Linked DNA regions of Homo sapiens: all the other regions are linked to region 2. A link is a contact called in ENCODE Hi-C or POLR2A ChIA-PET data. All regions are on one chromosome and are shown on one strand. The core of a region is the stretch at or near the end of the contact, and the rest is flanking DNA. Distances in the headings are between cores, read along the strand shown. Region 1 holds the start of LINC00265 (long intergenic non-protein coding RNA 265). Region 2 has its middle 15 kb from the start of RALA. Region 3 overlaps RALA (RAS like proto-oncogene A).

Region 1 (3,339 bases), core at 729-3,228, 120 kb before region 2:
GAGGACAGAGGGAATGTAAGAGACAGGGTCCCATTTTACAGCAGATTACAGTAAATCTAACTTTTTTCCTATTTTATTATTTATTTATTTTTGATTGTTGTTGTTGTTGTTGTTGTTGTTTTTGTTTTTTTTTTTTTTTGAGACGGAGTCTTACACTGTCACCCAGGCTGGAGTGCAGTGCCATGATCTCAGCTCACTGCAACCCCCGCCTCCCAGGTTTCAAGCAATTCCCCTGCCTCAGCCTCCAGAGTAACTGGGATTACAGGCGTGCACTATGCCCGGCTAATTTTTGTTTTTGTTTTTTTTCAAGACCGAGTCTTGCTCTGTCATCTAGGCTGGAGTGCAGTGGCACGATCTCAGCTCACTACAATCTCCACCTCCTGGGTTCAAGAGATTCTCCTGCCTCAGCCTCTCGAGTAGCTGGGATTACAGGCACACACACTATGCCTGGCTAATTTTTGTACTTTTAGTAGAGACAGGGTTTCACCATGTTGGCCAGGCTGGTCTCGAACTTCTGACCTCGTGATCCGCCCACCTTGGCCTTTCAAAGTGCTGGGATTACAGGTGTGTGCCACTGTGCCTGGCCTAGGGTAAATCTATATATAAAAAAACTGATGCCTGGAACGGGAAGGAGACTAGCAAATTAAGGTACAGACCTCTCAAGATCTACTGGAGGGGAGAGTGAAGTGACCAGGGTAAGAGAGAAGCAAGCTGAAGCCCTAGGAATTCCAGAAGTGGGAGGTGAGGTGGAGAGAGGAAGACCAGGAAGCCAGACTAGCTTAAAGAGGAACGAGTTAACAGAAGAATAAGCATTATGACCCAACACAGAATACAAATTTAATAAGAACCCATTTTCTTTATTAAAAATTAAAGACATAATGGCCATTTATTAAAAGCCATGTGTTTGGCACTTTTTGTAGTGGTTTCACATAATTCTAGGGGCATCCCACTGAAGAAGGGTTTACAATCCTCATTCTACAAATGGGGAAGCAGAGGCTCTGAAGGATCTCCTTGTGAATTGCTAATTAGAAGCTCTGGAAATTACCTATGTTCTGACTCAGCCACTTCCTCACTGTGGGACCTGGGGCACGTCACTTCATCTTGAACCCTTGAAAGACACCTGGCAGCTGAGCGACCCCTCTGACTGGGAGTCACAGGACTCTAGGGGTTCTAATGTCCCTCCACTGCACTGTCCCCCTGCCCCCTGCATTCTGTCAACCTTAAACAATGAAGTTCAGAAAATGTAAATAAGCATAGAGTTTATTTAAACACAAAGATTGAGGATGGCCATCCAGGAAAGCGCTGACTCCAAACAAATGATGTCAGCGTTTCCAAGGTGAAGTTAAGGTTTCAATTATATAGACGGAGGCAGGGACATTCCAGCAGGATTACAAATGTGCATGCAAGTTGCATACCTACAACGATGTGGTTGGTTTCAGATTGCTACATTCCAAGGAAGATTATGACTGTGAGGAGGGACAATGATCTAAAGGGGTCTTACCTTGGATGCTACTTGGTCTTCTTAATTATTTACAGCGGAAAAAGGCAGAGGTTGCATCTGCATGCCACATGACTCAGGCTGCATAGCCACATTCCTCTCAAGGCTCGGGATCATGTAAAGTTCCAGCAGCTTTAAGTTGTAATTCTTTTAAGTTTGATTTAATTTAACAGTTCCAAAATCCCTGTTTTACAGGTAAAGAAACTGAGGCCAGCAGCAAGGGCAGGTCTAGCATCCAGGTTCCCTCTTAAGTACCTCTGATTCTGAAGCGGAACCTGCTTACAGAACATCACGGGCGGCTTCAGGGTCTATATAAGAAAAACAGATGCCCAAGCGGGAAGGAGACTAGGAGGCCGTGTTGAGAAAACCAGACCCAGCCACTGGCCTTGAAGTCCGGATGGAAGCTTGGCGCTTGCCTCGCCTCGTCTTCCTTCCGCCCTGGTGCTGAGCGGCTAGTCCAGAGCCGGCAGGATCTGCGCTTCCGGTTTCCGGGTTCTCCGGGTGTAGCCGCCTCTGCCCCGGGGGATCCCCTCTCCTCCAGCAGGCCGGGGAGGCCTACGTGGGCGGCTTCGTTGCAGCCAGCTTGCCGTTGTCACGGAAATCTCCTCCGGCGTCTCCAGGGACCACAGCGGGAGAGGAAATAGCCACCAACGAGATAGCGGGGGTCTCGTGACGTCACGGTAGCTGGGCAGGCTTCACAGCGTTAGCCCGCGAGCTCAGCCGATCCCTGGAGTCTCAGGCCGGGGGTTGGGGTTCTGCTACAGGGCGAGGAGTAAGAGTGGCAGTCTGAGAGACGCAGCTTCGTCGCCTCCAGGGTGTCCCAAGGCACCTCCTATCAAGTTCCTCCAAAATGCACCTCTCCCCTCCCCCTCACGTGCTCCTCCTGAATTCCATTTCGATGCAGGCACCGCTGTCTACTGTAAGAGGAGCGGCCCTTGGGTGGGGGAGAGTGGAAGAGGAACTGTCGTTGGCAGAGAAGACTTCAGGAGAAATCCGGTCCCTGGCTTTCGCTTCTGCAGGGCCAGGCCGAGTGGGGTTCAGGCAGCGATGGGAGCTCAGGAGAAGAAGGGCTTTTCCTAACGGGGGAGGGTGGGAAAGGGAAGTGCCACCCTGGAAAACTGCTCCACTAGTTGCAGTGTGCATGGCGGGAAGGAGGAGAATTGGCTAGAGCTGAGCTGCAGGGAGCCTGAATGACACCTTGTCTTGCTGCAGATGGCCCCAAACCCTGCGGTGCTCTTCCGCAGGTGGTCATAGGACCTGGCTCAGTCCAGCTTGAGGAGGGTCCCCGGAAGGAAGTCATTCCTCCTTCCCTTCTCAGAATTAATAAGAACCAACTATGAGCCAGGTCCTTTTCCAAGGCCTGGGGATGCAGTAATGAATAAGAGAATAAGGTTCCTGCCCTCAAGGAGACTGGCTCTAGGACGTGTTAAAACTTAAATTCCAAACTCTCCACCCCAGCCTCTGCTCTGGAAGTGATCGTTTGTACTGAACAAAGTGAACAGATTATAACCAGACATGGCCCTAGAAAGGGTATCCATTCTTGATGGTGCCCTGACCATATCTGGAAACCTGCTCCTTTGCAGTGCTCGGGGCTGAGGTCTTTGGGCCGCCTCCTGAGGCCCCAGCTTGGTGTCCATCCTGTCCCATCCTCTCTGTATGTTCTCTTCACCTTCAGTTTCTGCTTCAAGGATTCCTCCAGAAAGAACGGGGCTGGGCTGGAAGTGGTGTATCCTAATCTCTCGTCCCCAGGAAGGAGTACATGGGCTTGAGACTTACAAGGTCTCAGGGTTTCAGGCGTTTGGAGGCTGATCAAGAAAAAAGATAGAAACACTAGAGGCAGG
Region 2 (3,310 bases), core at 88-2,587:
TTTGCACAATACAAACCATAATCTAAAGTACATGTACAGACACATACACACTCTCACACACACTTCTTACAGAACTGTGCTTGGGGAAACTCCATTTGTTGAGTGCCACTGAAGGCATATTTTGCTACACTGCTGCTCCAGGTATTTTTGTTTGGAAAAATCTGTCACAGTAGGGTATGACTATTTACTGGATGAACAGAAAAGAAAGATATACCTGTGGCAACCAGAAAGTTTTAAGGTCTTTCAAGTCGTATAAAATGGACCTGCAGAAACGTTGGAATGTTCTCAGGATGCAAAGTTGGAGCTGAAATGTGATATCAAACAGTTGCAAAAAATGTATAGCAACCATGCCTTGAGGTCAAACCTGGTACCGAGATCTGCAACAAAAAGCTTCAAGACACATAGTTTGTTGGGCTTGTCCCACATGGTCGCATAATCTGCTCATGTGTGAATTTCACAAACGACTCGTATTGCTCTGCTAGTTTGGTATTGAGGATTTTCTCATACTCCTCCCAAATCTTCTCTTCATAGTTTGAGAGACGTGTACATATTGTTCTAGCTTGCCGGAGGGCCAAGGTGGGCTGGTCCATCTTCACCCAGGAGAAACCTGCAGCACTGGGTGCTGGGTGCTGAGGACTGAGGCTGGCTTTCCTAAGCACAAGCTGCCCTCTGATTAAGAACAACTTCTAAATGTGTCCACCTCTGATAATGATTCTATTATATGTTGAAAAATGTGTTTCGGAGTTGGAAGGTGCCTCTGGCGGCCAGGCGGGGCAGGCTGCTGCAGGGTCGCGGTGGGGTTTGCGTCTGAAACGCCGGCGGTGGCTCGGCGTCCCAGGGCCTGGGGCCCGGAGCCGGGCGGGGAAGCGGGGAGTGGCGCGGCCGCTTTGGGGAACCAGGCTCAGCAGCGTCGCCTCGAGCTCCGTGGGCTGCTTCGGTGTCGCCCCGCTCGCCATGTGGCCGGGGACCGGGAGGGGACGCGGCAGTAGTTGCGTCCCAACCTCCGGACTCCTCAGCGGGGCTCTCAAGCCCAGTAGGCTCCAATCCGTTGAGTTCCTGTTTTGATAGACAATTGGATAGACAGAGATTTGGCTCTGTTATCACTGTCCCCACAACTTTCCCCATTCTCCCAATTCGATAACATCATCATTTTCTGATAAACTTATAACGAAGATTTGTCTCTGTTACAACCCCCCAACTTTCCCCATTCTCCCAATTTGATAACATCATTACTTTCTGATAAAATAATAACCAGTGTTCCCACATGATGGTGATGTAAATATGATTCACTGCACAGCTTAATAGAGAAGTATGACTGCATTTCCTTTTAAAGATTTTTGTTTGGCTTTGGTATCTGCCTTATTGTTTCACTTATCTAATTTTCTATCCAGATGTTCCTAATGCTTTCCAAATATTTCATCATATTATCTGTGGGGTCTCCCTTTTCCTGCAGCTCTTCCCCTGGGGGCCTCCAGTCCTCCTGATCACTGGCCTGGTTATTCTTCCTGTCTACAGCACAGTTATCCTGTGATTCTTCCTCACTGCTTTCTTGGATAGCACATTAAAGGGGCTGGCGGGCTGGAGTGCAAAGAAAAGGTGACAACTTTTCTGAAAGTGAGATTTCTGACATGTTGGACTGAAATTGTCTTTATGTTCTGCAGTGATGGGAAGGATTTTTAAATCTGACTTAATCATTAAGCTCATGTCAGGCTTGACTTTGGTATAAAATGAACCCTGACTCAGTATTTCTGACAATCAAGTAATACTCAGAATGAGTATTGGTTGTTTTAATTATATAACTTCTTCAGTTAGAAGCCCAAAGTCTTTTATGTAATGAGTGAAAGAGTAATTAAAAGTATTTGTTTACACTCCATATCTGAATGCTTTCTGAAGGAAAGCATTGGTGGATCCCTTATCAGTAGTTACTGAGAATTCATACATAATTAATAAACTTCTGTAATATAGAATGAAATCCTAGAAAATGTAAAATTTTGTTTAGACTGTAATCATGTCTAAAACGTATGTTGAATAGAATTAGCTTATTTCCTGTCTTTCCTCTTGGAAGAAATCAGAGTCCCTCAAATCAGTCATTCTGTAAATACTTGTTGGGTGCTTATTATGGTCAAGAGAGCAGATCTCCTGAGAGATCTTATCTTTGCCACATTCTCTTCCTCTCTTTGTTTTCTACCCTTTTCTTTTTCTTCTTTCCCGGAAATCATCCCTTAAACTTTCTCTATCTCCTACTCCATCTGCTCTTCACTGCCTGTCTCTCTCAATCCCTACGTCTTCTCTTGTCAGCAGTCACTTGATCAACACAGGTGCCTTCTGTGTATTCCCAAGAACTTTGCCATGTGTATTGTCCCAATTTTTAACTTCCCTAGGGTGCTGTGCTGAATATTTTATAGGCGTTAAATAAATTATTGAAAGGCTTTAGAACTATAGGCAAATGGCATTTCACTTATGTCCTTGTTTCTAAGTCAATTTTTAAAAGTTGCATACCTTTATACCTTTATAACAATGGCACCTTTGTTGATTTCAGGGTTATTCAGTAGTTTCCTTAATTAATTTTTTTGACAGAAATAAAGGAGTCAAGGGAGGGTGAACATGTTCTATGATCCTTGGATTTGGCCTGAAGGCTATTAAGGATTTCAACAGAAAAGGAATCAGTGCAGAGGAAAGGCCAAAAACAAAACAAATATATTACGGCCAGGCGCCCTGGCTCACTCCTGTAATCCCAACACTTTGGGAGGCCAAGGCAGGTGGATCACATGAGGTCAGGAGTTTGGGACCAGCCTGGTGAACATGGTAAAACCCCGTCTCTACTAAAAATACAAAAATTAGCCAGGCATGGTGGCACACGCCTGTAGTCCCAGCTACTCAGGAGGCTGAGGCAGGAGAATTGCTTGAACCCGGGAGGCAGAGGTGGCAGTGAGCCAAGATTGTGCCATTGCACTCCAGCCTGGGAAACAGGGCGAGACTACATCTTAAAAAACAAACAAACAGTAACAACAAAACCCAAATATATTAGTTTTCTATTGCTGCCGTGATCAATTACCACAAACTTAATGGCTTAAAACAACAAAAAGTGTATTATCTTAGAGTTCTTTATTGAATTCAAAAGTCCAACATGGATCTTACTGGGCTCAGATCAGTGTGAGCAGGGTGTAGCCTAGAGGCTGCCTGATTTCCTTGACTCATGGCCTCCTTCCTTCACTTTCAAATCCAGCAATACCAAGCCAAGCCCTTCCCATGCTGCAGTTTCTCTGGTTCTCCAATTCCCTCTTCCGCTTTTAAGGGTTCTTGTGATTAT
Region 3 (3,776 bases), core at 743-3,242, 74 kb before region 2:
TATCTTGGGCCAATCTTTCCTAGCTCAGCTGCATCAGACCCACAACGGTCTCCTTCTGTTTTTCACTTTTCTAAGCCTCTTGGCCTTTGCCATGCAGCTTCCTCTGTCTGGCATATTCTTATTCCATCTGGCTAACTCCTCTTGGTTTTTGGGTCTCAGCCTTACCTGAAACTCTCAACCTAAATTAGGTTCTCCTCTGCTCTGTGCTCTCAGATAGCATCTGATACTTTTCCTTCATAATCCTTATCACAAGTTGAAATTGCCTGAATATGTATTAGGTTGGCGCCAAAGTAATTGCGGTTTTGGCCATTACTTTCAATGGCAAAACCGCAATTACTTTTGCACCAACTTAATAGTATAAGTATTCCTCTAGTATACCAGAAACAGTGAGTTCAGGACCATGTTCACTTGGGTTAATAGTCTGCTTAATGTAACTAACATGGCTGGCAAAATCCGCCATTTAGTGCAAAAGCATTGAATGAATGAATGAATACACAAATGTTTGCAGTCTGACTTAACCCTGAGAAATGCTTTAAGCCAAGCTTGTCCAACCTGTGGCCCGTGGGCCACATGCGGCCCTTTGAATGCCCAACACAAATTTGTAAACTTTCTTAAAACATTATGCAACTTTTTTTTTTCTTTTTTTTTTTTTTTTAGCTCATCAGCTATCGTTAGTGTATTTTATGTCTGGCCCAAGACAATTCTTCTTCCAATGTGGCCCGGGGAAGCCAGAAGATTGGACACCCCTGCTTTTAGGTTGTACCGGTGTAAAGCAGCTCTTGCTACTAGAGGTTCAATCACAAATGGGCCAGGACAATCTGCCATGGGTCTGTGCCTCACATACGGGCTGTACAGGGCACCCAAGAACTGGGTGCGGCTTCAGGTCTCACCCATAAATCATTCCCATATGCCTGCTTGCCCAATATATAAAAGTATTAAGAAAAATCCCCCATAATCCTACTGTCCATTTAGCAATATGAACAGGCTAACATACCTCCTTGGAGACTGCTTTCAATCTACATTTAACATAACTGAGATCACATATACATAAATGCATTTTTTCATCCTGTTCTTATCATTCTATCAAAAGCATTTTAGCAGAAGCAGTTTGAACTGTTAAGCGTATGGCAAAAAATTTACACTTACAGGCTAAGAGTTCAATTTAACTCAACAAACACAAATTCAGCCACTCTTTTACCTGGGTATTGAGAACATGACCATTAGATTGTGAGTGCTTATCACTGCTCAAAAACAGTGAAAATTACAGTACACTGCAGGTAACTAAAAGTCTGAAAGATACCAAGTCTAAGCCAGTTTATGAAGCATGCTGTTGCTGGTGTTCCTAAATACATCAGGAAGTGACTTCTTTATTATGATCATTACTTGCTGGCAGTTATAATCATGTCACAGCTAATATATCTACTGTTTTATTTTTAAAACAGTACATATCACATGAGCTCAGGGCATTACCATATCAATTAATACTCTAAGAGTTGTGTGTGTGTGTGTGTGTGTGTGTGTGTGTGTTCAAAAGAAAACACTTAGCAGTCACTACAACTGGGTTAAAACACTTTTCCTTCTAGAATAATTTAAAACACAATCTGTGACTCAGAAGCAGAAAAGACAGAGATTTCCAAGGATGTTTTTCCAAAGTGCAAACATTTCCTAATAACTATGAGCTGCACATTCCAGACTATTAAGAGGCTATCCAGGAAAAGAAGCTTCTGCCAAGGAAAAACTACTCGACCCCCATTTTAAAAGACTTGGCACTCCACCACTTAATTCCCAAGCCCTGGTCTAGATATTGTTTTGAATGATAAACAAGCCATAGCCCCTGCCTATGTGGAACTTAAGACAAACACATACACAAATAAGCAAATACCATTAGTGCTAAGTGCAATGAAAAAAAATAAGACAGCAATGGGGGGAGGAGCTACTTTAACCAGATGGTCAAGGATGACTCTGAAGAGGTGGCATTTGAGCTGAGACCTGAATGTTTTGAAGAAACCAGTCAGCTCTGAGGGAAGAGCGCTCCAGACACAGGGAATAACAAGTACAAAGAACTTAGAAGAGGGTGGGAGTGGGGAGCATGTTCTAGGAAGCAGAAGAAGGCCAGAGTACATGAAGCCTAGTGTCAGTCTGTTTCCTGTTGCTATAACAGAGTATCTGAGACTGGGTAATTTATTTTTTAAAAAGAAATTTATCTCTTACACTTCTGAAGGCTGGGAATCCCAAGAGCATGGTGGCAGCATCTACATGGCTTCTGGTGGAAGGCATCACATGGCAAGTGGGCAAGTTTGCTGCCTCTTACAAAGCCACCAGTCTCATCATGGGGGCCCTACCCTGATGATCTTATCTAATCCTAATTACTTCCCAAAGCCCCACTGCCAATCAACATATGAATTTGGGGATTAAATTTCCAACACATGGCCAGGTGCAGTGGCTCATGCCTGTAATCCCAGCACTTTGGGAGGCCGAGGTGGGCGGATCACTTGAGGTCAGGAGACCAGCCTGGCCAACATGGTGAAACCCCACATCTACTAAAAATACAAAAAAAATTAGTGGGGTGTGGTGGCAGGTGCCTGTAATCCCAGCTACAAGGGAGGCTGAGGCAGGAGAATCGTTTGAACTCAGGAGGCGGAGGTTGCAGTGAGCCAAGATCGTGCCACTGCACTCCAGCCTGGGCAACAGAGTGAGACTCCGTCTTAGAAAGAAAAAAAAAGTGCCAACACATGAAATTTGCAGGACACATTTAAACCACAGCACTTAGTGAATGACTGGAGAGTAAGAGGAGGTAAAATTGACAGGTAGGCAGAGGCCAAATCACAAAAAGCCTTGAAGGCCCCGGAAGTGTTTGGATTTTACTAGAACTGCAATGGGAAGCCTCTGGAGTTTTTAAGAAGGATAGTGGTAAAATTTGTGTTTTTAAAAAGATTACCCTGGTTGGTGTGTAGAGAATGGACAGTGGAAGTATCAAGAGTTGAAAGTATAGGAGGCTATCCCAGTAATCCATGCAAGAGAGGACAGAGGCTTGGGGTACAGCAGCAGCAGCAGCAGCAGCAATGGTATTACCAGTTCCCGTATAACTACTAATACCACCTATACTGAGGACAACCAACATTTACTGACCACTCACTAAGTGCAAGGCACTGTTCTGAGCACTCTGCACATACTAATTCAGCTGAGTACTACATTTCAGATATTTACAATCCTAGGCGATATGTACTATTTTAACTTCATTTAACAGATGAGGAATCTGGGTCACAGATGTCAACTTGCTCAAGACCGAGCCAGAATTCAAACTGAGGGAGCCTGCTCTCCTAACCACTATGTTATTTGGAATACATTTTGAAGAAACAGTTGATAGGACTTCCTGATTGACTGGATGGGAGAAAACAAGACTAACCTTTAAGTTTTTGTCCCAAATATCTGAATGTTAGGCATCTATACCTAAGATGGAGAAGGACCAAGAAGGAATAGGTCTGGGAAAGAAATCCCAAGCTCTGCTTGCACATTAGACATTTCAACTAGAGTTGAACAAGAAAAACTGAATGTTTTAGTCTAGAGTTCAGGGATGAGGGTAGAGATGGAAAAAAAATTGCACGTCAGTTTACAGATGATATTTGAAGTCACAAAATGGCATGAGCTTTCTTAGGGAGAAGATGAAGATAGATACGAGAAAGTGGCAAAGGAAAGAGCCCTGAAACAACTCAACAGGCTAGTTCAGCAGGAGATCTAGTAATCGCACAGTCACTGAGGCTGGCTGACTTAAATCC

What was found. Hi-C counts contacts between places; a loop is a spot of excess contacts on that map. ChIA-PET counts read pairs that join two places held with the same protein, here RNA polymerase II (POLR2A). Pooled maps may share reads with other maps.
Region 1: a map of heart left ventricle shows a loop between it and region 2 (3-fold over the local background). The contact joins the promoter of LINC00265 here to the enhancer-like site in region 2. A Hi-C loop is called at or near these places in 8 of 168 maps with a recorded cell type or tissue (HUES64, endothelial cell of umbilical vein, esophagus squamous epithelium and 4 more) and 12 of 50 pooled maps. POLR2A ChIA-PET finds 5 or more read pairs at or near these places in 11 of 52 experiments (CD8-positive, alpha-beta T cell, PC-3, Panc1 and 6 more).
Region 3: a map of heart right ventricle shows a loop between it and region 2 (2.0-fold over the local background). The contact joins two enhancer-like sites. A Hi-C loop is called at or near these places in 3 of 168 maps with a recorded cell type or tissue (endothelial cell of umbilical vein, heart right ventricle and tibial artery), 1 of 37 single-sample maps with no recorded cell type and 4 of 50 pooled maps. POLR2A ChIA-PET finds 5 or more read pairs at or near these places in 5 of 52 experiments (A673, AG04450, BJ and 2 more).

The regions. Positions count from the first base shown.
Region 1 is chr7:39,732,207-39,735,545 of GRCh38, reverse strand. It overlaps LINC00265 (long intergenic non-protein coding RNA 265), which reads right to left and starts at 1,978. Exons shown (of 12, transcript NR_026999.1): 1 at 1,502-1,978. RefSeq lists enhancers at 1-754, 1,946-2,025, 959-2,158, 2,316-2,385, 2,476-2,575.
Region 2 is chr7:39,607,363-39,610,672 of GRCh38, reverse strand. It overlaps a transcript of YAE1 not described here and the pseudogene LOC646999. Among named protein-coding and RNA genes, the nearest start is that of RALA, 15 kb to the left of the region's middle. RefSeq lists a silencer at 793-942. Within about 2 kb of position 1,337, at least 10 of the 41 ENCODE cell types and tissues checked have a DNase peak (open chromatin) inside an H3K27ac peak, as active enhancers do; they include endothelial cell of umbilical vein, heart left ventricle and heart right ventricle, where a contact is called at or near this core.
Region 3 is chr7:39,681,592-39,685,367 of GRCh38, reverse strand. The region is part of intron 1 of RALA (RAS like proto-oncogene A); the gene reads right to left. Among named protein-coding and RNA genes, the nearest start is that of LINC00265, 50 kb to the left of the region's middle. Within about 2 kb of position 1,992, at least 2 of the 41 ENCODE cell types and tissues checked have a DNase peak (open chromatin) inside an H3K27ac peak, as active enhancers do; they include endothelial cell of umbilical vein, where a contact is called at or near this core.